Regions from separate parts of the Homo sapiens genome. Here region 1 is linked to region 2. Evidence: chromatin loops called from intact Hi-C (ENCODE). Cell type or tissue: Caco-2. All regions are shown on one strand. Links, peaks and the distances in the headings refer to the core of each region. The heading gives the core; the rest is flanking DNA. Region 1 has its middle 480 kb from the start of MIR297. Region 2 overlaps LINC02945 (long intergenic non-protein coding RNA 2945).

Evidence for each region. A loop is a pair of places that touch in the nucleus more often than their neighbours do. Peaks named below come from ENCODE experiments on the same cell type or tissue, not always from the same donor. Only the 100,000 strongest peaks of a DNase experiment are listed, where the experiment ranks them.
Region 1: it touches region 2 in a loop (11-fold over the local background); 15 of 110 quality-filtered maps call a loop at or near these places.

What each region holds. Positions count from the first base shown.
Region 1 is chr4:111,327,645-111,343,976 of GRCh38, reverse strand. It overlaps the pseudogene RNU6-289P. Among named protein-coding and RNA genes, the nearest start is that of MIR297, 480 kb to the right of the region's middle. RefSeq lists enhancers at 6,133-6,728, 6,729-7,324. In Caco-2, for the core only: no CTCF peak of the experiment used is centred there; a DNase peak (open chromatin) is centred at 6,536.
Region 2 is chr4:111,887,047-111,903,378 of GRCh38, reverse strand. The region is part of intron 1 of LINC02945 (long intergenic non-protein coding RNA 2945); the gene reads left to right. LOC105377369 (a long non-coding RNA gene) reads right to left here. Exons shown (of 4, transcript XR_939077.3): 3 at 1,212-1,346. Among named protein-coding and RNA genes, the nearest start is that of LINC02945, 220 kb to the left of the region's middle. In Caco-2, for the core only: no CTCF peak of the experiment used is centred there; no DNase peak of the experiment used is centred there.

The sequences.
Region 1 (16,332 bases), core at 3,081-11,080, 560 kb after region 2:
TTTTCATCTATGAAAATTTATATTCAGCATAACAAGTAATAGGAATTCAGGAGTAATGATTAACTCAAATGATTAGGTTAAGGTGTGTGTTCTTTAAATAATATGTTTATCCCTGATAAAATGGCTGTGTTATCACTATTTGCACTTGGAAATTAATTGAATAAATATACTAGTTATAGTGATAGTATACTGTAGGCAAATCTACCCAAATGCATAAAAAATTTTAACAGTACTAACAAGACATTTAAAGCTCATGTAATAATGCAATCTGAATGTCCAACCCAGTCCTCTCCTCTACAACCTGGGGTTGTCCTTGTCATCTTCTTCTGAATATTTCCAAATTACTTTATATTAATATGTCTTAAAATAACCTCATCAACTCTACTGACCTTCCCTTCAGGTCATCTAGAAGTAGAACTTTTTAATTCTCTGAAGAACCAGCCAGGAGACCCCTTTATATTCAGTACAGATGAGGCAACCACTTTTCTGGGAATAAATTATAATAGAACACAGATGTTCTGATTTTATTTGGTTTGGTTTGGTTGGGATTGCTCCTCTGGTTGTTTCTTAGAAAGTTCCTGAAGTTTTAAAGGGTTTTTAAACTATCTGCCTAGGAGTTTCAAATCACTGAAGAATCAGTTGTGGCTTTTTAACTAAAGCCAAGAAACAGTTATTGAGCACTTGTAAATGCTACAAAAAAAGTGCTTACAGTACCAAAATGATTAAGAAAGTTACTGCTTACAAGGAGTTTTTAGTCTATCCAAGCAGCCCAATCTATAAGCAAGAAATTGCTTTAATGTAGCTGTAAGGTGCCATGGACGAGGATAAGGATGACTTCTGAATCAGATATTGTGGATAATAAACAAACTCACCCTTATGAATATATTAAGATAAGTAGGTCCTAAATGGGTTGTAATTTATTTAGACACCTAACAAGTAGACTTATCTAAAAATAGGTTATATATTATCTATTTAATTCTATACTTAGCATTTTTCAGTTTTCACTTTTTTTTAATTTAATTTAATTTAATTTTTTTTTTTATTATACTTTAAGTTTTAGGGTACATGTGCACATTGTGTAGGTTAGTTACATATGTATACCTGTGCCATGCTGGTGCGCTACACCCACTAACTCGTCATCCAGCATTAGGTATATCTCCCAATGCTATCTCTCCCCGCTCCTCCCACCCCACAACAGTCCCCAGGGTGTGATATTCCCCTTCCTGTGTCCATGTGATCTCATTGTTCAATTCCCACCTATGAGTGAGAATATGCGGTGTTTGGTTTTTTGTTCTTGCAATAGTTTACTGAGAATGATGATTTCCAATTTCATCCATGTCCCTACAAAGGACATGAACTCATCATTTTTTATGGCTGCATAGTATTCCATGGTGTATATGTGCCACATTTTCTTAATCCAGTCTATCATTGTTGGACATTTGGGTTGGTTCCAAGTCTTTGCTATTGTGAATAATGCCACAATAAACATACGTGTGCATGTGTCTTTATAGCAGCATGATTTATAGTCCTTTGGGTATTTACCTAGTAATGGGATGGCTGGGTCAAATGGTATTTCTAGTTCTAGATCCCTGAGGAATCGCCACACTGACTTCCACAATGGTTGAACTAGTTTACAGTCCCACCAACAGTGTAAAAGTGTTCCTATTTCTCCACATCCTCTCCAGCACCTGTTGTTTCCTGACTTTTGAATGATTGCCATTCTAACTGGTGTGAGATGGTATCTCATTGTGGTTTTGATTTGCATTTCTCTGATGGCCAGTGATGATGAGCATTTTTTCATGTGTTTTTTGGCTGCATAAATGTCTTCTTTTGGGAAGTGTCTGTTCATGTCCTTTGCCCACTTTTTGATGGGGTTGTCTGTTTTTTTCTTGTAAATTTGTTTGAGTTCATTGTAGATTCTGGATATTAGCCCTTTGTCAGATGAGTAGGTAGCGAAAATTTTCTCCCATTCTGTAGGTTGCCTGTTCACTCTGATGGTAGTTTCTTTTGCTGTGCAGAAGCTCTTTAGTTTAATTAGATCCCATTTGTCCATTTTGTCTTTTGTTGCCATTGGTTTTGGTGTTTTAGACATGAAGTCCTTGCCCATGCCTGTGTCCTAAATGGTAATGCCTAGGTTATCTTCTAGGGTTTTTATGGTTTTAGGTCTAACGTTTAAGTCTTTAATCCATCTTGAATTGATTTTTGTATAAGGTGTAAGGAAGGGATCCAGTTTCAGCTTTGTACATATGGCTAGCCAGTTTTCCCAGCACCATTTATTAAATAGGGAATCCTTTCCCCATTGCTTGTTTTTCTCAGGTTTGTCAAAGATCAGATAGTTGTAGATATGCGGCATTATTTCTGAGGGCTCTGTTCTGTTCCATTGATCTATATCTCTGTTTTGGTACCAGTACCATGCTGTTTTGGTTACTGTAGCCTTGTAGTATAGTTTGAAGTCAGGTAGTGTGATGCCTCCAGCTTTGTTCTTTTGGCTTAGGATTGACTTGGCGATGCGGGCTCTTTTTTGGTTCCATATGAACTTTAAAGTAGTTTTTTCCAATTCTGTGAAGAAAGTCATTGGTAGCTTGATGGGGATGGCATTGAATCTGTAAATTACCTTTGGCAGTATGGCCATTTTCACGATATTGATTCTTCCTACCCATGAGCATGGAATGTTCTTCCATTTGTTTGTATCCTCTTTTATTTCCTTGAGCAGTGGTTTGTAGTTCTCCTGGAAGAGGTCCTTCACATCCCTTGTAAGTTGGATTCCTAGGTATTTTATTCTCTTTGAAGCAATTGTGAATGGGATTTCCCTCATGATTTGGCTCTGTTTGTCTGTTGTTGGTGTATAAGAATGCTTGTGATTTTTGTACATTGATTTTGTATCCTGAGACTTTGCTGAAGTTGCTTATCAGCTTAAGGAGATTTTGGGCTGAGACAGTGGGGTTTTCTAGATACACAATCATGTCATCTGCAAACAGGGACAATTTGACTTCCTCGTTTCCTAATTGAATACCCATTATTTCCTTCTCCTGCCTAATTGCCCTGGCCAGAACTTCCAACACTATGTTGAATAGGAGTGGTGAGAGAGGGCATCCCTGTCTTGTGCCAGTTTTCAAAGGGAATGCTTCCAGTTTTTGCCCATTCAGTATGATGTTGGCTGTGGGTTTGTCATAGATAGCTCTTATTATTTTGAAATACGTCCCATCAATACCTAATTTATTGAGAGTTTTTAGCATGAAGGGTTGTTGAATTTTGTCAAAGGCTTTTTCTGCATCTATTGAGAGAATCATGTGGTTTTTGTCTTTGGCTCTGTTTATATGCTGGATTACATTTATTGATTTGCGTATGTTGAACCAGCCTTGCATCCCAGGGATGAAGCCCACTGATCATGGTGGATAAGCTTTTTGATGTGCTGCTGGATTCGTTTTGCCAGTATTTTATTGAGGATTTTTGCATCAATGTTCATCAAGGATATTGGTCTAAAATTCTCTTTTTTGGTTGTGTCTCTGTCCGGCCTTGGTATCAGAATGATGCTGGCCTCATAAAATGAGTTAGGGAGGATTCCCTCTTTTTCTATTGATTGGAATTGTTTCAGAAGGAATGGTACCAGCTCCTCCTTGTACCGCTGGTAGAATTTGGCTGTGAATCCATCTGGTCCTGGACTCTTTTTGGTTGGTAAACTATTGATTATTGCCACAATTTCAGATCCTGTTATTGGTCTATTCAGAGATTCAACTTCTTCCTGGTTTAGTCTTGGGAGAGTGTATGTGTCGAGGAATTTATCCATTTCTTCTAGATTTTCTAGTTTATTTGCGTAGAGGTGTTTGTAGTATTCTCTGATGGTAGATTGTATTTCTGTGGGATTGGTGGTGATATCCCCTTTATCATTTTTTATTGCGTCTATTTGATTCTTCTCTCTTTTTTTCTTTATTAGTCTTGCTAGCAGTCTATCAATTTTGTTGATCCTTTCAAAAAACCAGCTCCTGGATTCATTAATTTTTTGAAGGGTTTTTTGTGTCTCTATTTCCTTCAGTTCTGCTCTGATTTTAGTTATTTCTTGCCTTCTGCTAGCTTTTGAATGTGTTTGCTCTTGCTTTTCTAGTTCTTTTAATTGTGATGTTAGGGTGTCAATTTTGGATCTTTCCTGCTTTCTCTTGTGGGCATTTAGTGCTATAAATTTCCCTCTACACACTGCTTTGAATGCGTCCCAGAGATTCTGGTATGTTATGTCTTTGTTCTCATTGGTTTCAAGGAACATCTTTATTTCTGCCTTCATTTCGTTATGTACCCAGTAGTCATTCAGGAGCAGGTTGTTCAGTTTCCATGTAGTTGAGCGGTTTTGAGTGAGTTTCTTAATCCTGAGTTCTAGTTTGATTGCACTGTGGTCTGAGAGATAGTTTGTTATAATTTCTGTTCTTTTACATTTGCTGAGGAGAGCTTTACTTCCAAGTATGTGGTCAATTTTGGAATAGGTGTGGTGTGGTGCTGAAAAAAATGTATATTCTGTTGATTTGGGGTGGAGAGTTCTGTAGATGTCTATTAGGTCCGCTTGGTGCAGAGCTGAGTTCAATTCCTGGGTATCCTTGTTGACTTTCTGTCTCGTTGATCTGTCTAATTTTGACAGTGGGGTGTGAAAGTCTCCCATTATTAATGTGTGGGAGTCTAAGTCTCTTTGTAGGTCACTCAGGACTTGCTTTATGAATCTGGGTGTTCCTGTATTGGGTGCATATATATTTAGGATAGTTAGCTCTTCTTGTTGAATTGATCCCTTTACCATTATGTAATGGCCTTCTTTGTCTCTTTTGATCTTTGTTGGTTTAAAGTCTGTTTTATCAGAGACTAGGATTGCAACCCCTGCCTTTTTTTGTTTTCCATTTGCTTGGTAGATCTTCCTCCATCCTTTTATTTTGAGCTTATGTGTGTCTCTGCACGTGAGATGGGTTTCCTGAGTACGGCACACTGATGGGTCTTGACTCTTTATCCAATTTGCCAGTCTGTGTCTTTTAATTGGAGCATTTAGTCCATTTACATTTAAAGTTAATATTGTTATGTGTGAATTTGATCCTGTCATTATGATGTTAGCTGGTTCTTTTGCTGGTTAGTTGATGCAGTTTCTTCCTAGTCTCGATGGTCTTTACATTTTGGCATGATTTTGCAGTGGCTGGTACTGGTTGTTCCTTTCCATGTTTAGTGCTTCCTTGGGCCTGGTGGTGACAGAATCTCTCAGCATTTGCTTGTCTGTCAAGTATTTTATTTCTCCTTCGCTTATGAAGCTTAGTTTGGCTGGATATGAAATTCTGGGTTGAAAATTCTTTTCTTTAAGAATGTTGAATATTGGCCCCCACTCTCTTCTGGCTTGCAGGGTTTCTGCCGAGAGATCCGCTGTTAGTCTGATGGGCTTCCCTTTGAGGGTAACCCGACCTTTCTCTCTGGCTGCCCTTAACATTTTTTCCTTCATTTCAACTTTGGTGAATCTGACAATTATGTGTCTTGGAGTTGCTCTTCTCGAGGAATATCTTTGTGGTGTTCTCTGTATTTCCTGAATCTGAACGTTGGCCTGCCTTGCTAGATTGGGGAAGTTCTCCTGGATAATATCCTGCAGAGTTTTTTCTAACTTGGTTCCATTCTCCCCATTGCTTTCAGGTACCCTAATCAGACGTAGATTTGGTCTTTTCACATAGTCCCATATTTCTTGGAGGCTTTCTCATTTCTTTTTATTCTTTTTTCTCTAAACTTCCCTTCTCGCTTCATTTCATTCATTTCATCTTCCATCGCTGATACCCTTTCTTCCAGTTGATCACATCAGCTCCTGAGGCTTCTGCATTCTTCACGTAGTTCTCGAGCCTTGGTTTTCAGCTCCATCAGCTCCTTTAAGCACTTCTCTGTATTGGTTATTCTAGTTATATATTCTTCTAAATTTTTTTCAAAGTTTTCAACTTCTTTGCCTTTGGTTTGAATGTCCTCCCGTAGCTCAGAGTAATTTGATCGTCTGAAGCCTTCTTCTCTCAGCTCGTCAAAGTCATTCTCCATCCAGCTTTGTTCCGTTGCTGGTGAGGAACTGCGTTCCTTTGGAGGAGGAGAGGCGCTCTATTTTTTAGAGTTTGCAGTTTTTCTGTTCTGTTTTTTCCCCATCTTTGTGGTTTTATCTACTTTTGGTCTTTGATGATGGTGATGTACAGATGGGTTTTTGGTGTGGATGTCCTTTCTGTTTGTTAGTTTTCCTTCTAACAGACAGGACCCTCAGCTGCAGGTCTGTTGGAGTACCTGGCCGTGTGAGGTGTCAGTGTGCCCTTGCTGGGGGGTGCCTCCCAGGTAGGCTGCTTGGGGGTCAGGGACCCACTTGAGGAGGCAGTCTGCCCATTCTCAGATCTCCAGCTGTGTGCTGGGAGAACCACTGCTCTCTTCAAAGCTGTCAGACAGGGACATTTAAGTCTGCAGAGGTTACTGCTGTCTTTTTGTTTGTCTGTGCCCTGCCCCCAGAGGTGGAGCCTATAGAGGCCGGCAGGCCTCCTTTAGCTGTGGTGGGCTCCACCCAGTTCGAGCTTCCCCGCTGCTTTGTTTACCTAAGCAAGCCTGGGCAATGGCGGGCGCCCCTCCCCCAGCCTGGCTGCCGCATTGCAGTTTGATCTCAGACTGCTGTGCTAGCAATCAGCGAGAGGACTCCGTGGGCGTAGGACCCTCCAAGCCAGGTGCGGGATACAATCTCGTGGTGTGCCGTTTTTTAAGCTGGTCGGAAAAGCGCAGTATTCGGGTGGGAGTGACCCGATTTTCCAGGTGCGTCAGTCACCCCTTTCTTTGACTCGGAAAGGGAACTCCCTGACCCCTTGCGCTTCCCTAGTGAGGCAATGCCTCGCCCTGCTTCGGCTCGCACAGGGTGCGCGCACCCACTGACCTGTGCCCACTGTCTGGCACTCCCAAGTGAGATGAACCTGGTACCTCAGATGGAAATGCAGAAATCACCCATCTTCTGCGTCGCTCACGCTGGGAGCTGTAGGCCGGAGCTCTTCCTATTCAGCCATCTTGGCTCCTCTCCAGTTTTCACTTTTATACTGAGAGTCAGTAATGTTTAGTTAATACTACATGGCCAGTTGCAAGGTTTGGGATTTGAATTCAGAAATCCTTCAAAATCCTAGACTTCTATAAAATATTCTGACAGTCATTCTCAATATTTTCTTCAGCACATTATGGTGTAAGATAACTATATTATTACAATGCAAAACACATTTGATTGACAATAAATTTATTCTCTGTACTCATTCAAAAACTGAAAGAGTGACAAATAATTTCCTAAGTTTAAGTGCCACTTTCCTGAGTTTAAATAAGCACTTTATTACTGTTAAGGGTTTATTATCTAAATTAAAAGGATAACTTAGGAAGTAAATATTTCAATGTTTCCTTGGTGTATATGTGTATATATGTTTCAATGAAGTTTTTTCCTGCTTTGAAGAAAATTTTGTTTATATATTTTGTCTTAGCTTGGTTCAGTTTTTTATATTTTATTTTTAATCAACTAATAACAATTGTATATATTTATGGAGTACAACATAATGCTTTAATCTATGTATACATTATTAAAAGATTCAATCAAGCAAATTAACATATCCATCACCTCACAAATTTATCATTTTTTATGTAAGAATGTTAAAAATCTATTCTTTTAGCAATTTTGAAATATAAAATATATTAACTGTGGTTACCAAGAAGTGTAATGAATCAATAAAACTTATATCTCTAGTCTGAAACTTTGTACTCTTTCATTAGCATCTTTTCTTTCTGCATCCCTTCCACGTTCCCCCATCTTCTGGTAATCACTTTTCTACTCTGCGTCTATGAGATTGACTTTTTTAGATTCCGCATATAAGGAAAATGATACAGAATTTGTCCCTCAGTGCCTGGTTTATTTCCCTTAGCATACTATCTTCCAGTTCTATTTATGTCATCATGAATGACAGAATTTTATTGTGTTTTTAAGGCTGTGTAATATTCAATTGTGTATATATACTACATTTTCTTTATTCATTCATTGATGGACACTTTGGTTGTTTTAGTATATCGGCTATTGTGAATCATGCTGAAATGAACATGTGGGTGTAGTTATCCCTTTGACATATTGATTTCAATGTCTTCAGATATATGCCCAGAAGTGGGATTGCTGCATCACATGTAATTGTATTTTTAGTTTTTTGAAGAAATTCTATACTATTTTCCAAAATGGCTATGCTAATTTCCATGCCCATCAACATTATACAAGAGTTCTTTTTTTTTCATACCCTCACTAACACTTGTTATCATCTGTCTTTTTAATAATAGCCATTCTAGCAGGTATGTGGTAAAACCACAATATCTCATTGTGGTTTTAATTAGCATTTCTCTGATGATAAGAGATGTTGAATGTTTTTAAATATATCTATTGGTGATTGTATCTTTTTTTGAGAAATGTCTGTTCAGATACTTTGCTCAATTTTTAATCAGGTTATCTTTTTCCTTGCTATTGAGTTGCTTATATATTTTGAATATTAACCCCTTATCAGATGTATGCTTTGAAAATATCTTTTCCCAGTCTACGGGTTGTCTCTTCACTATGTGTTTTTTTTTTTGACTTTACAAAATGAATGTTTTCTTTATTTTTTATTTTTTTTAATTTTATTATTATTATACTTTAAGTTTTAGGGTACATGTGCATAATGTGCAGGTTACATATGTATACATGTGCCATGCTGGTGTGCTGCACTCATTAACTCGTCATTTAGCATTAGGTATATCTCCTAATGCTATCCCTCCCCTCTCCCCCCACCCCACAACAGTCCCCAGAGTCTGATGTTCCCCTTCCTGTGTCCATGTGTTCTCATTGTTCAATTCCCACCTATGACTGAGAACATGCGGTGTTTGGTTTTTTGTTCTTGCGATAGTTTAGTTTACTGAGAATGATGGTTTCCAATTTCATCCATGACCCTACAAAGGACATGAACTCATCATTTTTTATGGCTGCATAGTATTCCATGGTGTATATGTACCACATTTTCTTAATCCAGTCTATCATTGTTGGACATTTGGGTTGGTTCCAAGTCTTTGCTATTGTGAATAGTGCCACAATAAACATACGTGTGCATGTGTCTTTATAGCAGCATGATTTATAGTCCTTTGGGTATATACCCAGTAATGGGATGGCTGGGTCAAATGGTATTTCTAGTTCTAGATCCCTGAGGAATCTCCACACTGACTTCCACAATGTTTTCTTTATCATGCAGAAACTCTTTAGTGTGATGTAATCTTATATATCTATTTTTACTTTTGTTACATTTGCTTCTGGAATACTTCTCAAGAAATCATTGCCCAGATTAATGTCATGGAGCTTTTCCCACATGTTTTCTCCTAACAGCTTTAAAATAACTAGTCTTACATTTAAGTATTTTATCCAGTTTGAGTTGATTTTTGTTTAGTTGTCCCTTGAATTCATGGGATTAAACTCATTGGATTGGTATTCATTGGATTTTTTCTAGGACTCTCTGAGCATACCAAAATCCACAGGCTGTCAAGTCCCTTTTAAAGGCATGCCTAAAAGATATTGCTGGTTTAGATCAGGCTACCACAATAAAGCAAATATCACAAATAAGTCACACAATTTTTTTGGTTCCTAGTATATATAAAAGTTATGTTTATATTATACCATAATTTATTAAGTGTACAATAGAATTAGGTTTAAAAAAGCAAAGTACATATCTAAATTTAAGAATTATTTATTGATAAAAATGCTAATGATCATTTGAGCCTTCAGCAAGTCATAATCATTTTGCTGGTGGAGGGTCTTGCTTTGATATTAATGGCTGCTGACTGACGAGGGTGGTGGTTGATGAAGGTTTGAATGGCTGTGCCAATTTCTTGAAATGAAACAAAAATGAAGTTTGTCGCATCAATTGACTCTTCCTTGCAGAAGGATTTCTCTGTAGCATGTGATGTTTGATTGCATTTTACCCATAATAAAACCTCTTTCCAAATTGGAATTAATCCTCTCAAACCCTACAGTTTGCTTTATCAACTAAATTTATGTAATATTTTAAATCCTTTGTGGTCATTTCAACAATGTTCACAGCATCTTGACCCGGAGTAGATTTGATCTCAAGAAACCACTTTCTTGCTCATCCATAGGAAACAACTCCTCATCCATTCAAGTTTTATCATGAGATTTTAGTTCAGTAACAACTTCAGTCTCCGCTTCTAAGTCTAGTTCGCTTTTAATTTCTACCACATCTGCAGTTACTTACTTCACTGAAGTCTTAAACTTCTGAAAGTAATCCATAAGAGTTGGAATAAACTTCTTCCAAACTTTTGTTAATGTTGGTATTTTGGACTCCTGACATAATCATGAATTTTCTTAATGACATCTAGAATGGTGAATACCTTCCAGAAGATTTTCAGTTTACTTAGGTCAGATTCATCAGAGAAATTACTGTCTATGGCAGCTATAGTTTACAAAATATATTTCTTAAATAAGAAGACCCGAAAGTCAAAATTACTCCTTTATCTATGGGCTACAGGATAGATGTGTTAGTAGGCATGAAAACCATATTCATCTCTTTGTACATCTCCATCAGTACTTTAGGTGACTAGGTGCATTGTCAAGCAGCATTAATATTTTGAAAGGAATCTCTTTTTCTTAGCAATAAGTCTCAATCATAAGCTTAAAATATTCAGTAAATGATGCTATAAACTAATGTACTGTCATTTAGGATTTATTGTTCCATATATAGAGCAGAGTCAGAGTAAACTTTGCATAATTAATTCTTAGGGGCTCTAGGATTTTTGAGTAAATGAGCATTGGCTTCAACTTCTAGACATCAGCTTCATTAACCCCTAAAAGAGAGTTGGCTTGTCTTTTGAAGCTTTGAAGTCAAGTATTGACTTCTCTCTACCTATGAAAATTCTAGGTGGCATCTTCTTCTAATAGAAGCCTTTTTTGTCTCCACTGAAAATCGTTCATTTGTTTTGTATATGTATTTTTTTGAGATGGAGTTTTGCTCATGTTGCCCAGGCTGGAGTGCAATGGCACAATCTCAGCTCACTGTGACCTCCACCTCCCTGGTTCAAGCGATTCTTCTGCCTCAGCCTCCCGAGTAGCTGGGATTACAGGTGTGTGCCACCATGCCCAGCTAATATTTGTATTTTTAGTAGAGACAGGGTTTTGTCATGTGAGCCAGGGTGGTCTCGAACTCCTGATCTCAGGTGATTCACCCGCCTCTGCCTCCCAAAGTGCACCTTGCCTGGCCTGTTTTGTATAAATTTAAGGGATACAAGTGCAATTTTGTTATATGGCTATATTGTCTGGTTGTGAAGTCTGGGTGTTTAGTGTATCCACTATCCAAATAATGTACATTGGACCCATCGGGTAATTCCCATCATCCACCCCTCTTCCCATCCCCACTCATCTGAGTCTCCAAGTCATACATTACATCCACATGTATACATTGTTTAGTTTGCACTTATAAGTGAGACCATACAGTATTTTTTTTCTTTCTGCTTCTGAGTTGTTTCACTTAAGATAATGGCTTCCAGTTCCATCCATGTTGCTTCAAAGACATGGTTTAATTATTTTTAATGGTCAAATATTATTCTATTGTGTGTATATGCATTGTCTTTATCCAATCCTCCTCTGATAGACACTTAGGTTGAATCCAAATCTCTGCTGTTATGAATAGTGCTGCAATAAACATATGAGTGCAGTAATCTTATTGATAGGTATAATTATTTCTTTTCCTTTGGGTAGATACCCAGCAGTGTGATTGCTAGATCAAACAGCAGCTCCATTTTTGGTTCTTTGATAAATCCTCATGTGTTTTAAATAGAGGTTATGCCAATTTATAGTCTCATCAACAGTGCACAAGCCTTCCCTTTTCTCTGCCTCCTCAACCACATTTGTTACTTTTTGTCTTTTCATATAATAGCCATTCTAACTGGTATAAGATGACATCCCACTGTGGCATTAATTTAAATTCCTCTGATGATTAACAACGTTAAGCATTTTTATATGCTTGTTAGCTATTTGTATGAAACATATCTATTGAAAATAAAAATTTGAAAATTTTCTATTTTTCAATAGATTTTTATACAAATAGCCAACAAATGTATAAAAATTATGCTGCTTTTGAAAAATATCTATTAGTATCTTCTGGCCACTCTTTAACGGGGTCATCTGTTTGTTGTTGAGTTGTTTGAGTTCCTTGTAAATTCTGGATATTAGTTTCCTGTCAGATGCATAGTTTACAAACATCCTCTCCCATTCTGTAGGCTGTCTGTTCACTCTGTTGATTGGTTCTTTTGCTGTGCAGAAGCTTCTTAATCAAGTACCATCTGACTATCTTGGTTTTTGTTGTTTTGCTTTTGAGATCCTGGTCATGAATTTTCTACCCAGACCGATGTCTAGAAGAGTCTTTCCTAGGCTTGCCTCTAGTATCTTTATAGCTAAAAATATGAAATACTTCATGAATTTGCATGCCATCATTTAGCAGGGGCTATGCTAATTTTTTCTGTATCATTCCAGTTTCAGTATGTGTGCTGCTGAATCCAACATAAAATCTGTTGTTTAATGTAGCTACTTTCATCAATAATCTTAGCTGGATTTTCTGGATAATGTGCTACGTCTTCTACATCAGCACTTGCTGCTTCATCTTGCACTTTTATGTTGTGAAGATGGCTTCTTTCCTTAAATCCCAAGAACCAACCTCTGCTAGTTTCCAACTTTTCTTCTGTAGCTTCCTCACCCCTCTCAGCTTTCATAGAATTGAAGAAAGTTAGGGTCTCACTCTGGATTCAACTTTAGTTTAAGGGAATGTTGTGGCTGGTTTGATCTACCCACACTAAGCAAACTTTCTTAATATCAGCAATAAGGCTGTTTCACTTCATCATTCCTGTGTTCACCGAAGTAGCACTTTTAATTTCCTTTAAGAACGTTTCCTTTGTACTCACAACTTGGCTAACTTGTACTCACAAGTCTAGTATAAGAGGCTTAGCTTTCAGCCTGTCTCAGCTTTTTGGCATGCCTTACTCACTAAGCTTATTTTATTTCTAGCTTTTGATTTAAATTGAGAGCTGTGCAACTTTTCCTTTCAGTTGAATACTTAGAGGCCATTGTAAGGTCATTTTTTTTTCTTTCCAACTTTTATTTTAGGCTCAGTGGGTACATGTGCAGGTTTGTTACATGGGTAAATTGCCTGTTGTGGGAGTTTGGTGTACAGATTATTTCATCACCCAGGTAGTAAGCACAGTACTCGGCAGGTAGTTTTTCAATCCTCATCCTCTTCCCACCCTCCATCCTTAAGTAGGCTCTGGGGTCTATTGTTCCTTTCTTCGTGTCATGTGCACTCAATTTTTAGCTCCCATTTATAAGTGAGAACATGTGGTTTTCTGCTGCTGTATTAGTTTGCTTAAGAAAATGCCCTCCATTTCCATCCATGTTGCAGCAACTTGTAGGGTTATGAATTGGTCTTATTTCAAAATTGTTGTGTCTTAGGGAATAAGGAGGGCTGAGGAGATGAAGAGAGATGATAGACTAGTCAGTGAGTGGAGGAGTCAAAACACACACAACATTTATTGATTAAGTTTGCTGTCTTATATAGGTGCAGTTTGTGGTGCACCAAAACAATTACAATAGTAACATTGAAGATCACTGATTACAGATCATCATAACAGATATAACAATAATGAAACTGTCTGAAATATTGTGAGAATTAACAAAATATGTCACAGAGATAGGAAATGGGCACATAATGTTGGAAAAATGGTGCCGATAGTGTTGCTCCACACAGGGTCACCACAAATCTTCAATTTGTAAAAAACAAACACAAGACAAAAAAGACCCATAATATCTACAAAGTATAATAAAGCAAAGCACAATAAAATGAGATATGCCTATATAAAATGATATAGTATTTGCATATAACTTATGCACATCCTCTTGTATAATTTAAGTCACCTCCAGATTACTTATAATACTTAATATAAAGTAAATGCCATATAAATAGTTAATATACTGTACTGTATTGTTTTTTATTTGTATTGTTTTTATTGCTTTATTGTTATTTTTATTGTTAGTTTTGTCAAATATTTTTGATCTGTGGTTGGTTGAATCCGCAGATGCAGAAGCAGTAAATATGGAGAGCAGCCTGTATATGCTGTGAGATAAGGGTCTAATTTCATTCTGTATGGGGATATCCAGTTTTCCCAGAAGTATTAATTGAAGAGACTGTCCTTTTCTCATTGTGTGTTCTTGGTACTTTTTCCAAAAGTAAAAGGATTGTAAATACATGGGGTTATTTCTGGACTTTCTACTCTCTTCCATAGGTTGATGTGTCTTTTTATACCAGTATCATGCTGTTTTGATTACAATTAGTTTCATAATATACTTTGAAATCAGAAAGTGGGATGCCTCTAGCTTTGTTCCTTTTGCTTAAGACTTCTTTTGCTATTTGGGGTATTTTTTGGTTCCATATAAATTTTAGTATTTTTTCCTCTTTTTTGGTTCCATACAAATTTGAGGATTTCTTTTCTATTTCTGTGGAAAATAACATGAAGTTTTGATAGAAATTGAATTAAATATATACATCACTTCGGGTAGTATGGACATTTTAACTATATTAATTCTTCCAATCTAGGAACATGGAATAGTTTTTCATTTATTGGTGTCCTCTTCAATTTTTCATCAATGATTTACAGTTTTCAGTGCACAGATCTCCCAATTCTTTGGTTAAATTTACTTCCTAAAATTTTATTTATGTATTATATTTCTTTATTTTGATGCAATTGTAAATGGGATTTTTTTTCTTAATTTGTTTTCTTGGATAGTTTGTTGTTAGTATATAGGGATGCTACTGATTTTTTGTGTGGTAATTTTGTAGCATGAAACTACTGAATTTGTCAGTTTTTACTTTTTTATAAAATAACAGTTTTTAATATATAAGATATGCCATTACCAAATAGAGATAATTTTACTTCTTCCCTTCTGATTTGCATGGCTTTTATTCCTTTCTCTTGCCTAATTGCTCTGGCCAGGCATTCTATTACTATGTTGGATAGATGGTGCCAGAGTAGGCATCTTTATTTTGTTCCTGACCTTAAAAGAAAAGCTTTCAGCTTTTCACCGATGAATATAATCTTTGTTTAGATAAAATTTATCAATTTTGTGTACCTTTTCAAAAACCCAGCTTTTAGGTTTATCTTTTCTATTGTTTTTCTTGTCTCTATTTAGCAGATTTCTTCTCTGATATTTGCTATTTCCTTTCTTCTGTGAAGTTTGGCCAAACTATAGTTTTCTTTTCTAGTTATTTGAGATGTAACATTAGGTTGTTTATTTGAGATCTTTTTTCTTTTTTGATGAAGGCACTTATTGCTATAAACTCCCTCTCAAGACTGCTTTTGCTGATTCTATAAGTTTTAGTGTGTTTTATTTCCATTTTCGTTTGTGTCAAGATTTTTTTTTTTTGATACAGTTACCCTGCTGTCCAGGCTGGAGGGTAGTGGTGCAGTCTGAGCTCACTGCAACCTCCACTTCCTGGGTTCAAGTGATTTTCATGACTCAGCCACCTAAGTAGCTGGGATTACATACATGTGCCACCATGCAGGCTAATTTTTTTTTTTTCTTTTTGTATTTTTAGTAGAGAGGGTTTCGCCATGTTGGCCAGGCTGGTCCTGAACTCCTGGCCTCAAGTGATCAATCTGCTGTGGCCTCCCAAAGTGCTGGGATTACAGGCATGAGCCACTGCGCCCGGCCTGTTCAAGAACATATTATTTAATTTCCATTTACTTGTGAGTTTTCCAAGATTCCTCCTGTTATTTATTTCTAGTTTTAAGCCATTGTGATCAGAAAAGATACTCAATATAATTGCAATCTCTTAAATTTGTTAAGAATTATTTTGTGGCCTAACATACGATCTATTTTGGAGAATGATCTGTGTGCAATTGAAAACGATATGCAAATCAGAGGAGCAAGGTGGCAGAATAGAAGGTTCAACCAATCGTCCTCCCTGCAAAGACATCAATTTAACAACTATCTACACAGAAAAATCACCTTCATAAGAACCATAAACCAGGTGAGCACTCATAGTACCTGGTGGTAACTTTATATCACTGAAAGAGGCATTGAAGAGGTAGAAAAAGCAGTAGTTAATCACTGACACCACCCTTTCTTCTCCCCTCAGCAGCAGTGGCAGGGTGCAGAGAGCATATCTGGACACTGGGGGAGGGAGAACACAGCAACTGTAAGGCATTGAACTCACTGCTGTCCTGTTAGAGCAGAAAGGAAAACCATACCTAACTCAGCTGATGCTGCCCATGGAGAAAGCA
Region 2 (16,332 bases), core at 5,053-13,052:
TAAGAAACTGTGAGGGTACATTTCATTTGTGGGTCATGTTCTGTACCCTACCAAGCCTAACATTTTATTTATTTATGCATGCTTCATTCATCCATTCAACATTTACTAAGCACCTACGTAGATGTCGGACACTGTGCAAGGTGCTGAGCAGGGGATAACACTTGGGAGCAAGTCTCAGTATTGGATACCAGGAATGTGAGAGGCTAAGTAGTGTACTAGGCTGATCATTCACTTTGGATTTGGGTCAACCAGGGCTCAAATACTACTTAAGAAACTAGTTAGTTGAGCTGTTTAGGGTAAGACACTTCACATCTCTCAGCCTCAGTGTCCCCATCTGGAAAAGAGGTCAGCATATCTTTCCTGCAGAATGCTTGTGAGGTTTAGGGAAAATAGAGGTAAAATGATAGCTACATTTAGTATGCTGATGCTGGAAACATCATAACTAATTTTATTATTAGAAATAGTACTGATTTATTCCTGCTCTAACTCAATTAATAATTTAATAATTTTAAAAGTGATTTTAATAATTTTAAAATATTCATTTGTCAGTAATATAGGAACACTTTTTAGTGGTTTCAAATTGAATGGTATAGTTTTGTAAGGCAGTTTTATTTGAGTTATTGAGCAATTAAAATAAGGCAGTTTTATTTGAATTGAGTTTACTGAACAAAATAAATTTAATAGATTTAGCCATATTATCAGAATATTAGGATTAGCACATTTGAAAACCTCACGCTCTGGAGGTCTGGAATTGATATTCAAGAAGAACTTCGGTAAAAACATTGACACATTTGTTAGCGTAGAGACTATTAGATCAGTCTCCACACATAAAATGCCATCACATTTCTTTGATTGCACGTGGCCCAAACTTGTATTTCTACTTAAAATATCTCCCATCCTCCACATATGTTTGTTTATAAGAAAGTACAAGTAATGACATAGTCCTATAACAAAGAATGGAGAGAGAAAATACAGAGCACATAGCTGCATCATTTTTCCATGGAAATACATGTCTTTTTTATAGTAATTTAATCAGATAATTTCAGTTTATGTTACTTTGTGTTTCATCATGTTTACTTTTCTAATAACTACAATTATTCTCAGACTTACATTTTTCCCTAGAATAGATGTGCTTAAATTGAAAAAATCCAATTGAATAAGAGCATGTAACGAGAAAATGTAATCCATCGTTATTAAAAAAGGCAGCTTACCTTTATCTGGGTGTTAAATAGTACAAATCCATGAGAGCCAGTGAATGTTTTGAAGTCAAAACGAAGGGCATTACCAAGGCTGAAGTGGATTTGTCACAGAATTATCCGTATTACTTCAGAAATAGGTTATTATATCTAGGCGGGGTAAAGGGAAATAGGAAGGAATAAAATGAGAGAAAGACCATTTTATTTTTATATGTCCTTACCAGGGTGAAACACTTCTGATTTAGGTTTTTACGCCAAATGTATCTAAGATAAATAAATCCAAAGTGGTTAACTGAATAAAGAGCTTTACATCTAATTTATTAAATAGGATATGATTTCCAGAAGGAAGCTTTAGATGAAGATGTCTTTGACTAATGAAACCTCTTATAATAGCATTATAAAGAACACCAGCATAGAGGCCAGATATTATGAGAAATTGTATCTGTTTTGACCGGGAACCCATACACTTAACCCGCAGGAGTCACGATTGGTTTAACGCATGTTTTTAAAGTGTTTGTGAACCATGCGTTTCTTGTTAGAAGATGTGACCACTTACATAGTTTTTAAAAATTTTACAGTGGCAGCAACAAAGTCAACATTACTTTAAGCATGGATTTTTAAATAAAGCATTAAAATGTACTGATTCATATGTAGTTGTAGTGCTCTTGAATTTATTTACAATGAAAATAACAAAAAGCAGTGAGAAACAGCATTTCACTGAATAACAGCACCTTAGTATTATAGTAAGCAGAGCATGGTTTGGGATAAAATTACCTGAATAATTGAAAGAATTCCATCGTAACATGATTTCACCTATATGTTAGACCCATGGATTCTATAAACCCACTTAGAGCGTTGTACCAATGTTTAAATTACATGCTTTACAGAATCCAATTCAAATGTATTTTTATATGTCATCAGAACTGCCATGGAAAGTGGTAACTATACATGCATTGTGGTTTTAGGTAAATTTTCTTTTAAAAAGAGGAATTGTATATGTCTTCATAGGAAGTGATCCAGGGAAAGCTTGATTTGTTTTAGTAATTCTTTTCTTAATACTTTTACACTCTTTATCCTACTCTCATTTCTTCACATTCACAAGAAAGAGGCTTTGTTTACCTTTCTGCTCACTTTTGGGTGATCATGATGTGTCAATGTAGGTTCATCAATTGCGTAACAGTGGTATCACATTGTTGTTTTAACTTGCATTTCCCAAATGACATACAAGGTAGAGCATCTTTTTGTATGCTTATTTGCTATCTGAATATCTTCTTTGGAGAGGCATCAGTTAAGGCCTTTGGCACATTTAAAAAATCAGGCTGTGTGCTTTCTTATTGTTGAGTATTTTTTTTTTTTTTTTTTTTTTTATACTCTAAGTTTTAGGGTACATGTGCACATTGTGCAGGTTAGTTACATATGTATACATGTGCCATGCTGGTGCGCTGCACCCACTAATGTGTCATCTAGCATTAGGTATATCTCCCAATGCTATCCCTCCCCCCTCCGCCGACCCCACCACAGTCCCCAGAGTGTGATATTCCCCTTCCTGTGTCCATGTGATCTCATTGTTCAATTCCCACCTATGAGTGAGAATATGCGGTGTTTGGTTTTTTGTTCTTGCAATAGTTTACTGAGAATGATGGTTTCCAATTTCATCCATGTCCCTACAAAGGATATGAACTCATCATTTTTTATGGCTGCATAGTATTCCATGGTGTATATGTGCCACATTTTCTTAATCCAGTCTATCATTGTTGGACATTTGGGTTGGTTCCAAGTCTTTGCTATTGTGAATAGTGTCGCAATAAACATACGTGTGCATGTGTCTTTATAGCAGCATGATTTATAGTCCTTTGGGTATATACCCAGTAATGGGATGGCTGGGTCAAATGGTATTTCTAGTTCTAGATCCCTGAGGAATCGCCACACTGACTTCCACAATGGTTGAACTAGTTTACAGTCCCACCAACATGGTAAAAGTGTTCCTATTTCTCCACATCCTCTCCAGCACCTGTTGTTTCCTGACTTTTTAATGATTGCCATTCTAACTGGTGTGAGATGATATCTCATAGTGGTTTTGATTTGCATTTCTCTGATGGCCAGTGATGATGAGCATTTTTTCATGTGTTTTTTGGCTGCATAAATGTCTTCTTTTGAGAAGTGTCTGTTCATGTCCTTCGCCCACTTTTTGATGGGGTTGTTTGTTTTTTTCTTGTAAATTTGTTTGAGTTCATTGTAGATTCTGGATATTAGCCCTTTGTCAGATGAGTAGGTTGCGAAAATTTTCTCCCATGTTGTAGGTTGCCTGTTCACTCTGATGGTAGTTTCTTTTGCTGTGCAGAAGCTCTTTAGTTTAATTAGATCCCATTTGTCAATTTTGGCTTTTGTTGCCATTGCTTTTGGTGTTTTGGACATGAAGTCCTTGCCCATGCCTATGTCCTGAATGGTAATGCCTAGGTTTTCTTCTAGGGTTTTTATGGTTTTAGGTCTAACGTTTAAATCTTTAATCCATCTTGAATTGATTTTTGTATAAGGTGTAAGGAAGGGATCCAGTTTCAGCTTTCTACATATGGCTAGCCAGTTTTCCCAGCACCATTTATTCAATAGGGAATCCTTTCCCCATTGCTTGTTTTTCTCAGGTTTGTCAAAGATCAGATAGTTGTAGATATGCGGCATTATTTCTGAGGGCTCTGTTCTGTTCCATTGATCTATATCTCTGTTTTGGTACCAGTACCATGCTGTTTTGGTTACTGTAGCCTTGTAGTATAGTTTGAAGTCAGGTAGTGTGATGCCTCCAGCTTTGTTCTTTTGGCGTAGGATTGACTTGGCGATGCGGGCTCTTTTTTGGTTCCATATGAACTTTAAAGTAGTTTTTTCCAATTCTGTGAAGAAAGTCATTGGTAGCTTGATGGGGATGGCATTGAATCTGTAAATTACCTTGGGCAGTATGGCCATTTTCACGATATTCATTCTTCCTATCCATGAGCATGGAATGTTCTTCCATTTGTTTGTGTCCTCTTTTATTTCCTTGAGCAGTGGTTTGTAGTTCTCCTTGAAGAGGTCCTTCACATCCCTTGTAAGTTGGATTCCTAGGTATTTTATTCTCTTTGAAGCAATTGTGAATGGGAGTTCACCCATGATTTGGCTCTCTGTTTGTCTGTTGTTGGTGTATAAGAATGCTTGTGATTTTTGTACATTGATTTTGTATCCTGAGACTTTGCTGAAGTTGCTTATCAGCTTAAGGAGATTTTGGGCTGAGACGATGGGGTTTTCTAGATAAACAATCATGTCGTCTGCAAACAGGGACAATTTGACTTCCTCTTTTCCTAATTGAATACCCTTTATTTCCTTCTCCTGCCTGATTGCCCTGGCCAGAACTTCCAACACTATGTTGAATAGGAGTGGTGAGAGAGGGCATCCCTGTCTTGTGCCAGTTTTCAAAGGGAATGCTTCCAGTTTTTGCCCATTCAGTATGATATTGGCTGTGGGTTTGTCATAGATAGCTCTTATTATTTTGAAATACGTCCCATCAATACCTAATTTATTGAGAGTTTTTAGCATGAAGGGTTGTTGAATTTTGTCAAAGGCTTTTTCTGCATCTATTGAGATAATCAAGTGGTTTTTGTCTTTGGCTCTGTTTATATGCTGGATTACATTTATTGATTTGCGTATATTGAACCAGCCTTGCATCCCAGGGATGAAGCCCACTTGATCATGGTGGATAAGCTTTTTGATGTGCTGCTGAATTCGGTTTGCCAGTATTTTATTGAGGATTTTTGCATCAATGTTCATCAAGGATATTGGTCTAAAATTCTCTTTTTTGGTTGTGTCTCTGCCCGGCTTTGGTATCAGAATGATGCTGGCCTCATAAAATGAGTTAGGGAGGATTCCCTCTTTTTCTATTGATTGGAATAGTTTCAGAAGGAATGGTACCAGTTCCTCCTTGTACCTCTGGTAGAATTCGGCTGTGAATCCATCTGGTCCTGGACTCTTTTTGGTTGGTAAACTATTGATTATTGCCACAATTTCAGATCCTGTTATTGGTCTATTCAGAGATTCAACTTCTTCCTGGTTTAGTCTTGGGAAAGTGTATGTGTCGAGGAATGTATCCATTTCTTCTAGATTTTCTAGTTTATTTGTGTAGAGGTGTTTGTAGTATTCTCTGATGGTAGTTTGTATTTCTGTGGGATCGGTGGTGATATCCCCTTTATCATTTTTTATTGTGTCTATTTGATTCTTCTCTCTTTTTTTCTTTATTAGTCTTGCTAGCGGTCTATCAATTTTGTTGATCCTTTCAAAAAACCAGCTCCTGGATTCATTGATTTTTTGAAGGGTTTTTTGTGTCTCTATTTCCTTCAGTTCTGCTCTGATTTTAGTTATTTCTTGCCTTCTGCTAGCTTTTGAATGTGTTTGCTCTTGCTTTTCTAGTTCTTTTAATTGTGATGTTAGGGTGTCAATTTTGGATCTTTCCTGCTTTCTCTTGTGGGCATTTAGTGCTATAAATTTCCCTCTACACACTGCTTTGAATGCGTCCCAGAGATTCTGGTATGTGGTGTCTTTGTTCTCGTTGGTTTCAAAGAACATCTTTATTTCTGCCTTCATTTCGTTATGTACCCAGTAGTCATTCAGGAGCAGGTTGTTCAGTTTCCATGTAGTTGAGCGGCTTTGAGTGAGATTCTTAATCCTGAGTTCTAGTTTGATTGCACTGTGGTCTGAGAGATAGTTTGTTATAATTTCTGTTCTTTTACATTTGCTGAGGAGAGCTTTACTTCCAACTATGTGGTCAATTTTGGAATAGGTGTGGTGTGGTGCTGAAAAAAATGTATATTCTGTTGATTTGGGGTGGAGAGTTCTGTAGATGTCTATTAGGTCTGCTTGGTGCAGAGCTGAGTTCAATTCCTGGGTATCCTTGTTGACGTTCTGTCTCGTTGATCTGTCTAATGTTGACAGTGGGGTGTTAAAGTCTCCCATTATTAATGTGTGGGAGTCTAAGTCTCTTTGTAGGTCACTCAGGACTTGCTTTATGAATCTGGGTGCTCCTGTATTGGGTGCATAAATATTTAGGATAGTTAGCTCCTCTTGTTGAATTGATCCCTTTACCATTATGTAATGGCCTTCTTTGTCTCTTTTGATCTTTGTTGGTTTAAAGTCTGTTTTATCAGAGACTAGGATTGCAACCCCTGCCTTTTTTTGTTTTCCATTTGCTTGGTAGATCTTCCTCCATCCTTTTATTTTGAGCCTATGTGTGTCTCTGCACGTGAGATGGGTTTCCTGAATACAGCACACTGATGGGTCTTGACTCTTTATCCAACTTGCCAGTCTGTGTCTTTTAATTGCAGAATTTAGTCCATTTATATTTAAAGTTAATATTGTTATGTGTGAATTTGATCCTGTCATTATGATGTTAGCTGGTGATTTTGCTCATTAGTTGATGCAGTTTCTTCCTAGTCTCGATGGTCTTTACATTTTGGCATGATTTTGCAGCGGCTGGTACCGGTTGTTCCTTTCCATGTTTAGCGCTTCCTTCAGGAGCTCTTTTAGGGCAGGCCTGGTGGTGACAAAATCTCTCAGCATTTGCTTGTCTATAAAGTATTTTATTTCTCCTTCACTTATGAAGCTTAGTTTGGCTGGATATGAAATTCTGGGTTGAAAATTCTTTTCTTTAAGAATGTTGAATATTGGCCCCCACTCTCTTCTGGCTTGTAGGGTTTCTGCCGAGAGATCCGCTGTTAGTCTGATGGGCTTTCCTTTGAGGGTAACCCGACCTTTCTCTCTGGCTGCCCTTAACATTTTTTCCTTCATTTCAACTTTGGTGAATCTGACAATTATGTGTCTTGGAGTTGCTCTTCTCGAGGAGTATCTTTGTGGCGTTCTCTGTATTTCCTGAATCTGAACGTTGGCCTGCCTTGCTAGATTGGGGAAGTTCTCCTGGATAATATCCTGCAGAGTGTTTTCCAACTTGGTTCCATTCTCCACATCACTTTCAGGTACACCAATTAGACGTAGATTTGGTCTTTTCACATAGTCCCATATTTCTTGGAGGCTTTGCTCATTTCTTTTTATTCTTTTTTCTCTAAACTTCCCTTCTAGCTTCATTTCATTCATTTCATCTTCCATTGCTGATACCCTTTCTTCCAGTTGATCGCATCGGCTCCTGAGGCTTCTGCATTCTTCACGTAGTTCTCGAGCCTTGGTTTTCAGCTCCATCAGCTCCTTTAAGCACTTCTCTGTATTGGTTATTCTAGTTATACATTCTTCTAAATTTTTTTCAAAGTTTTCAACTTCTTTGCCTTTGGTTTGAATGTCCTCCCGTAGCTCAGAGTAATTTGATTGTCTGAAGCCTTCTTCTCTCAGCTCGTCAAAATCATTCTCCATCCAGCTTTGTTCTGTTGCTGGTGAGGAACTGCGTTCCTTTGGAGGAGGAGAGGCGCTCTGCATTTTAGAGTTTCCAGTTTTTCTGTTCTGTTTTTTCCCCATCTTTGTGGTTTTATCTACTTTTGGTCTTTGATGATGGTGATGTACAGATGGGTTTTCGGTGTAGATGTCCTTTCTGGTTGTTAGTTTTCCTTCTAATAGACAGGACCCTCAGCTGCAGGTCTGTTGGAATACCCTGCCGTGTGAGGTGTCAGTGTGCCCCTGCTGGGGGATGCCTCCCAGTTAGGCTGCTCGGGGGTCAGGGGTCAGGGACCCACTTGAGGAGGCAGTCTGCCCGCTCTCAGATCTCCAGCTGCGTGCTGGGAGAACCACTGCTCTCTTCAAAGCTGTCAGACAGGGACACTTAAGTCTGCAGAGGTTACTGCTGTCTTTTTGTTTGTCTGTGCCCTGCCCCCAGAGGTGGAGCCTACAGAGGCAGGCAGGCCTCCTTGAGCTGTGGTGGGCTCCACCCAGTTCGAGCTTCCCAGCTGCTTTGTTTACCTAAGCAAGCCTGGGCAATGGCGGGCGCCCCTCCCCCAGCCTCGTTGCCGCCTTGCAGTTTGATCTCAGACTGCTGTGCTAGCAATCAGCGAGATTCCGTGGGCGTAGGACCCTCTGAGCCAGGTGTGGGATATACTCTCGTGGTGCGCCGTTTCTTAAGCCGGTCTGAAAAGCGCAATATTCGGGTGGGAGTGACCCGATTTTCCAGGTGAATCCGTCACCCCTTTCTTTGACTCGGAAAGGGAACTCCCTGACCCCTTGCGCTTCCCAGGTGAGGCAATGCCTCGCCCTGCTTCGGCTCGTGCACGGTGTGCGCACCCACTGACCTGCGGCCACTGTCTGGCACTCCCTAGTGAGATGAACCCGGTACCTCAGATGGAAATGCAGAAATCACCTGTCTTCTGCGTCGCTCACGCTGGGAGCTGTAGACCGGAGCTGTTCCTATTCGGCCATCTTGGCTCCTCCCTTATTGTTGAGTTTTAAGAGTTCTTTATATATTTTGGATAACAGTCCTTTAGCAGATGTGTCTTTTGAAAATATTTTCTCCCAGTCTTTGGTTTGTCTTATCTTCTTGACATTGTCTTTCACAGAGCAGAAGTTTTTTTTTTTTTTTATGAAGTTCAGCTTATCAATTATTTTTTTCATGGATCATACCCTTGGCATTATATCTAAAATGTCATCATCATACCCAAGGTCATTTGATTTTCACCCACTTCATTTTCTAGGAGTTTTATATTCTTGTATTTTACATTTAGCTCTATTAATCATTTTAAGTTTATTTTTGTGAAGGGAATAATACCTGTGTCTAGATTCAGTGTTTTTGCATGTAAGTATCCAGCACCGTTTGTTGAAAAGACTATTTTGCTTTATTGTACTGCCTTTGCTGCTTTTCCAAAGATCAGTTGACTGTATTTATGTGATTCTGTATCTGAGTTCTCTATTATGTTCCACTGATCTATTTGTCTATTCTTTTACCAACACCACAGTGTCTGGACTACTGTAGGTATGTTATAGTAAGTCCTGAAGTCTGGTAATATCAGTCATACAACTTTGTTCTTCTTCAGTATTATGTTGACTACTCTGGGTGCCTCTCCATATAAACTTTAGAATCAGTTGGTTGATATCTGCAAAATAATGTATTGGGATTTTGATTGGGATTTCATTGAATCTACATATCAAAATTTTCATTTCTTATTGTATATAATAAAAATAAATAATTGTTTTCTATTATTGGTTCCTGGTATGGAGTTCTAAAACCCTTGGAATTTATTATCTTTTGTATGCTAGTGAGATGACCGATGGTGAGGATGAGGGCTGGTCACAAGAAAAACTAACCACATGATTATAGTTAGAACTTTCAGCTTTGTCTCCCTAACTCCAGGGAGGTGAGAGTGGCTGGAGATTGAGTTCAGTCCTCAATGGCTTGTGATTTCATTTATCATGCCTAAATAATAAAACCTCCATAGAAATCTTTGCATGGTGGAGTTTGGGGGGCTTCTGAATTGGTCACCATATCCACATGCCAGAAAGGTGGCACACTCAATTCCATGGGGCAGAGGCTGTTGTGCTGGGGACCGTTCTGGACCTCTGGATGACAAACTGGCATATAGTGAATGCCAACTTGGTGATTTATACTTGTAAGGATTATTTGAGTTTCAAGTAATTGGAAGCTGAATTCCAACTAACAAAAACAAGATTTACTGACTTATGTAATTGGAAAGATCACGGATAGTACTAGCTTCAAGCAGCACTGGGTCCAGAGACTCAAGTAATGTCATGATTCCCAGTATTTCTACATCTCTACATTTTATTATTTCTTTCTATTGGCTGCATTTTCAGGCATACTGTTTTCTCATTACAGCAGATCTGAAAATACAACATCTGAAATTCAGAACACAGTGAATGAGTTTAACAGCATGTGGGGCACAGCAGAAGATAGGATTGATGAACGTTAATACAGGTCAACACACAGTATTAAAATTAAAACACACCAAAAACACAGGAAATATAAAACATAGCCTAAAAGATGTGGCACATAGTAAAGAAATCTAATATATGTTTAATGTGAGTAACCAAAACAGGAGAGAGAAAATTGGGAAGAACCATATTTGATAATGGCTTGGTGTGTCCCCAAACTGATGAAAGCACAAACACACAGATTCAAAAATCTCAGCAAACCCCAAAAAGGATACAAAAACCAAAAAACCAATACACACACACACACAGAGACACGTACACACACACACACACATGTACACACACATACACACACACACACAAGCACATCATAGTCAAACTGCTGAAAATCCAGAACAGAGAGAAACATTTTTTTAAGTTGGAGAAAAATTATTAACTTTAAATAAATAATTTTAAGACTTGCATCTGTCTTCTTAACAAATAATATAAGCCAGAAGGCAATATTGAAAGGGTTAAAAGAAAATAACTACCAACCTAGAATACTATGACCAGGTAAATATCCTACAAAAATGAAGTGGGATATAAAGATATTTTAAGCAAATAAAAACTGAATTTTTCATAAGCATGTCTGTATTGAAGTAAATACTCGAGAAAATTCTTAATGAACAGGGAAATGATTCTACATAAGATAATGAAAATATAAAAAGAAATGTAGGCTACTAGAAAAAGTAACTCTGTAGGTTAATACTGGTGATAAAATAATGTCTTATGGAGTATAAAGCACTTGTAAAATATTTGTAGAATTAAAATACAAAATTAATGTAAAAGGCAGAAAAAAGGTAAAGTTAAGGCACTTCAAGATTTTAGCATTTTTTTAGGAAAGTAGTAATAATTTACATGAGAATATAATAGATGCATGTTGTAACATATAGATTAATGGCTAAAAGAAGGCATATTTAACAATTTAACCAGTCAGGAAATGGAACAATAATTTTAAAAAATGTTTGATTAGACAAGGATGGTAAGGAAGGATAAAAAACAAATGCACTTAAATTAATGCAATTGGAATAAATATGCAAAGAAAAAGACTAAAGTTGTAGATGATGGGGAAAACAAATTATGTAATGCTTACAAGATACATAGCTCAAATGTAAGATAATGATTGAAAGTAAAAGGATTAAAAAAGACATGTCATGTATATACTAGCCCAAAATAAATAATGTCAGAGAAATTCTACTTTAATTTTAAAAGTCAAGTTTGTGTCATTATTGGTGATAAATAGGGACTTTAAGTGATAGCCAAACCACTAGGACAATGTCACAATCTTAAAAATATTTATGTATATAACATGATTTTATTACATTAAAAAATATAAAGGAAAAATTAACTGGAAGAAAAGGAAAAATATACAAATCCATAATCAGAGTTGGTGACTTAAATAGACCTATCCTAAGAGCTGAGAGAACAAGCAGATGAAAATCTTAGTGGGAGTATAGAAGATCTCAATAGTACAATTATCAAATTTGACCTAACTGACTTATATAGAACAATATGCCCAACAATGACAGAATTCACATTCCTTTCAAATGCACATGGAATGCTGATCAGACTTACTATAATTGGACCATAAAAAATCTCAATACATTTGCAAGGATTGAAATAATTCAGAATATGCTTTCCTAAAGGTAATAAAATAATAACCAAAATGTATCAAAAATTCCAAAATTGTCTTTAAGTTAAACAGAATACTTATGAAAGCCTGTGGGATAAGGAAGAAATAATAATAAACTTTTAAAAATTATTTCAAATTAAATGATAATAAAATGTGATATAGCAAAACCCATGGAATGCAGCTACAGCTGTATTGCAGTGGAAATTTGTAGCATTAAATGCATACAATAGAAGAGAAGAAGGGCTTAAATCACTGTTCTAATGCTTTCATCTTCATAAGTTAGAAACACCTACAACAAATCATACTAAACAGAAATATTGAAAGGAAATTATAAAGATAAGAACCAAAATAAAGGAGAAAATAAATGTAAAGAAAGTTTTGACAGTCAAAATTTGATTATTTGAAAAAGTCAATATGATTGAAAACCTTTTTTAAGGGTGATAAAGCAAAAGAGAACACAAATTATCAATATTAATAATGAAAAAGGCAACAATGTTGCAGATACTAAAGACATCCAAATGGGAATAAAGGATATTACAAATAAATTTATACTAATAACTTTGACAGCTTGGAGGAAATGGATAAAGTTTTCTAAAAACACCACCAAAATTGACAGAAGAAAAAAATATAAAATGCTCCAAAGCTTAAAGAATCAATTACTTTTAGTATAACATGCCAGGTTACTCTATTTATTATTAACTAATATTTTCTTATCTCATAGTATTTTGCCATTTCTCAAGGTTCCCCCCTCCCCCCCTTTTTTTTCTGTTTTAGATCTCTTCCCAACTACAAATATTTTCTGAATATTTATGGCCTCAATAATCTTTGCAAAGCACCATTTTCATGCAAGTCAACTCATGGTCCCTAAACAATTCTTGAACTTCTAATTAAGCCTTAAATATTTGCTTAAACTATTTCCCTTTTCTACTTCTCAATGTATGGTCCTAGGATCAGCAGCACGAGTCTCACCTAGAAATCTGCTAACGCAACTTCTCAAGTCCCATCCAAACTTACTGAATCAGAGATATCTTTATCTTTATCTTTATTTATTTTTATTTTATTTTATTTTATTTTATTTTATTTTATTTTATTTTATTTTATTTTATTTTATTTTAGAGACGGCTCTTACTCTGTCATCTGGACTGGAGTGCAGTGGTGTCATCATAGCTCACTGTGGCCTCAAACTCCTAGGCTCAAGCAATCCTCCTGCCTCAGCCTTTGGAGTTGTTGGGACTATAGTTGCACGATACCATGTCTGGCTAATTAAAAAAAAAAAAATTGTAGAGACAGGGTCTCTCCCCTTGTTGCCCAGACTGGTCTTGAACGCCTGGCTTCAAGTGATTCTTCCACCTCGGCTTCCTAAAGTGCTGGGATTACAGGCCTGAGCCACCATGTCCAGCCCTGAGTGAGATATCTTTAATAAGATCTTCAAAAGATTCCTGGTGATCCTGATATATGCTATAATTTGAGAAACATTGCCCTATACATAGAAAAAAAAAACTACCTTTTATCTAGACTTCCCTAAATGATATTGCTAGGCATTCCTGCTACTCCCTGGATTTACTAATTACATTTTTATATGTTTATCTTACCTTCCTAACCAGATTGTATGTCATCCAAGGTAAGGAAACATTTACTCTAGCATAGTACTTTACATATGGCATGTCCTGAATTAATGACATTGACCAGAATACTCAGGTGTATTCTTTCTTTTTGTTGCTGCTGTAACATATTACCAAACCTTAGCAACTTCAAACAACAGAAATATATTAATCTGTCAGTTTTTGTAGGTTATAATTCCTTGTGGACTTGGCTGGACCCTCTGCTTAGGGTCTCACGAGACTAAAATCCAGGTTCCAGCTGGGCTGCATTCCTTACTGGAGGCTCTGGGGGGAAGAATCTGCTTCCAAGCTATTCAGTTTCTTGGCCAAATTTAGTTCCTTATGGTTGTAGGACTGAGGTCCTTGTTCCTCGTTGATTGTCAGCTGGGGCTAGTCTTTGCTTCTAGATGCTGGTTGAATTCTCTCTCATGCTTTCCATAGGTCACCTCTAATCATGGTGAACCAATTCCCTATCATGTTTCAAATCTCTCTGATTTCTCCTTCCGCAACATCTCTGACTATGGCCAGAGTCATGGCTCATGTGATTACACTGGGCCTACCAGGATAATCCATGATAATTACCACATTTTAAGGATTGTAATTTTAATTACATTCTCACAATCCTTTTTGCCATGCAAATTAGCATATTCACAGGTTCCAAGAATTAGGGTGTGGACATATTTAGGGGAGAGATTCTGCCTACCACATCAAGCAACTGATTTAATGGCTATATGAAAAAGAATAAACTGAAATGATAAATTCTGTATTGCATTTGTAATCCAGGTACAGTCAAAAACAAAGAAACAAAATTACAGCACTTTGAATTTTACTAACAGCCAGAAGTATTTACCTATATAAGTAGAAATGTATGATATATTTTTAAAAAACAAACTTGACAGTCTTTAACATTTTTTAATAGTGAAAAAGAAACCTTGGATCATATTCTAATACCTAATAAGATAAGCATAGACTATATCTATGTATTTCAGTTTATTCTGCCCAGTGCAGCTTCAAACACTGTTGGCAGTTTCTGGATGATAAAGCTTCTCCCTTGGAGACCCCCCCTGTGAGGGCCCTCCTCACTGGATTTGTTGAGCAATTATTATTTTATGTCTTAAGTCAGGCCATCACAAGCCAAATTTGGTGAAAATCTGTCTAGCCATTTTCAAGTGATGGTGTAACAGGTAGTTGATAGAAACTTATTTATATAGATTAGGACATAAATGCTTTGTATGCCAATTATGATGCAACAGTCATGCTTTGAAAAGCTTTAAAATCTCTTGAAACAAACATAAGGTATTATTATCATCAATAATCACAATTATCTTTTATGATTTTCATTGCAAGCACTGTCATTTTATTTATGTCTATAAGAAGGGATAAGACTATCAGATATCTGATAGGGCTTAATTATTTATTATGAGACTTTATAGCATATTTAATAAAATTAATGAGATTCTGATTACTTGAGCTTGCTGCTCTCTTTGGCTGGAAAATCTCTTCAATAAGAAGTAAAGCAAGATTGCCAGTTTTCTTATGAGAATTACAGGGTTTGAGGATTAGTCAACTGAGAATTGGTGAGGTCCTTCTCTAATTAATGTCTTCCCACTGATGTTTGCCCTAATCTCCCCTTTTATTACATTTATTACAATGTTTCAGTGGGATCTATTAAATAAGGCAGGGAAGATCTATTAAATAAGGTTACTGTTCGGTTAGTGAAGTAGCAATAAAGGTCCTATTTCTGTATTTGTTACTTTGTTAATTCCTTTTAATTTAAAGCGTCACCTTGAGGGAGGCATATATTTAAGATAGAAAGAACAATAGAACTGGAAACTAGAAGATCCACTTCCAGTCTTGGCTTTGGAATCTTAGGCAGATCATTGAATCTCTTTAGTCCTCAATTTCCTAAATCATAAAAATATGGGGTTTGAGCAAGATAATTTCTAAAATCACCTTAGCCCTAAAATTAACAATTTGCTGATTTAAAGGAAAAATCTTGCAAAAATTAATTAGCAGAAACATTTTCATAACTTTATCTACCTCCCACTTGGATTTTTGCAATTGTCTCCTAACTAGTGTTTTCTGCTTTGATTGTTTTGGTGCAGTAACTGCTGCAGTCTATTAGAAGATTTAGATTCACAAAATGCTATTCATTACCTGTTCAAAAGCCTTCCACATTTAGCTTAGATTTCAAGGATTTCTGAATTTTGATCTTATCTGAATTTTTAGCTTTCTGTTCTATTATTATTATTTTTATTGTGGAATCCTTCTCCCCAATCCCACATTTCAGTTAATTTGCTTGCTATAATTGAATATGTTTGTATTTTATCTTTGTGTTATTCTATCTGCCTGATAGCCTTCCTTCCTCAACTCCACTCCCTTGCTCCTCAACATGGAAATACACACTTTTAACCCCATCTACTGAAATTCGAACTCATTCTTCAAGATCAACTCAAAAGCTATTTTGTTTCCACTGCCTTCTATAATTACTCCAACTGGAAGCAATCACTGTCTCTCTAAAATCCTACAGGACTTAATGATATATACAACTCAATAATAAACAGTTAACAAATGATGGTTTAATGTGCATGTTTTCTAGGTACTGCCTTTGGTACTGGGAATAAATCAAGAAGAAAAATAGACATAACCTCTGTCTAATAAGCCTTACAGTCTCATGGATAAGACAGATGCTAATAAAATTATACCTATTAGAATAAATATATGAAAGAGAAAATCCTACTTCTTTTTTTTCTTTCCTTTTTTTAACTATTTGAATCTCAGACCCTACACTAAATTGTAAACCTGAAAAAAAGGTTTTATATATCTTTATGGTATTAAATTATTTCTAAATAAATATTTTTAGAAGAAATACTTGAGTCTTCAGATTTGGAGTTATAAATTTAAAATTGTTTCTAAGACTGTCCTAGACCAACTAATAACTTGGCATTTTCTTCTACTTCCTGTTGTTTTCAAAGTTGAGTGGGAAAGATGTTAGATGGGATTAAATATATTAATAAAAATCTCTCATTTT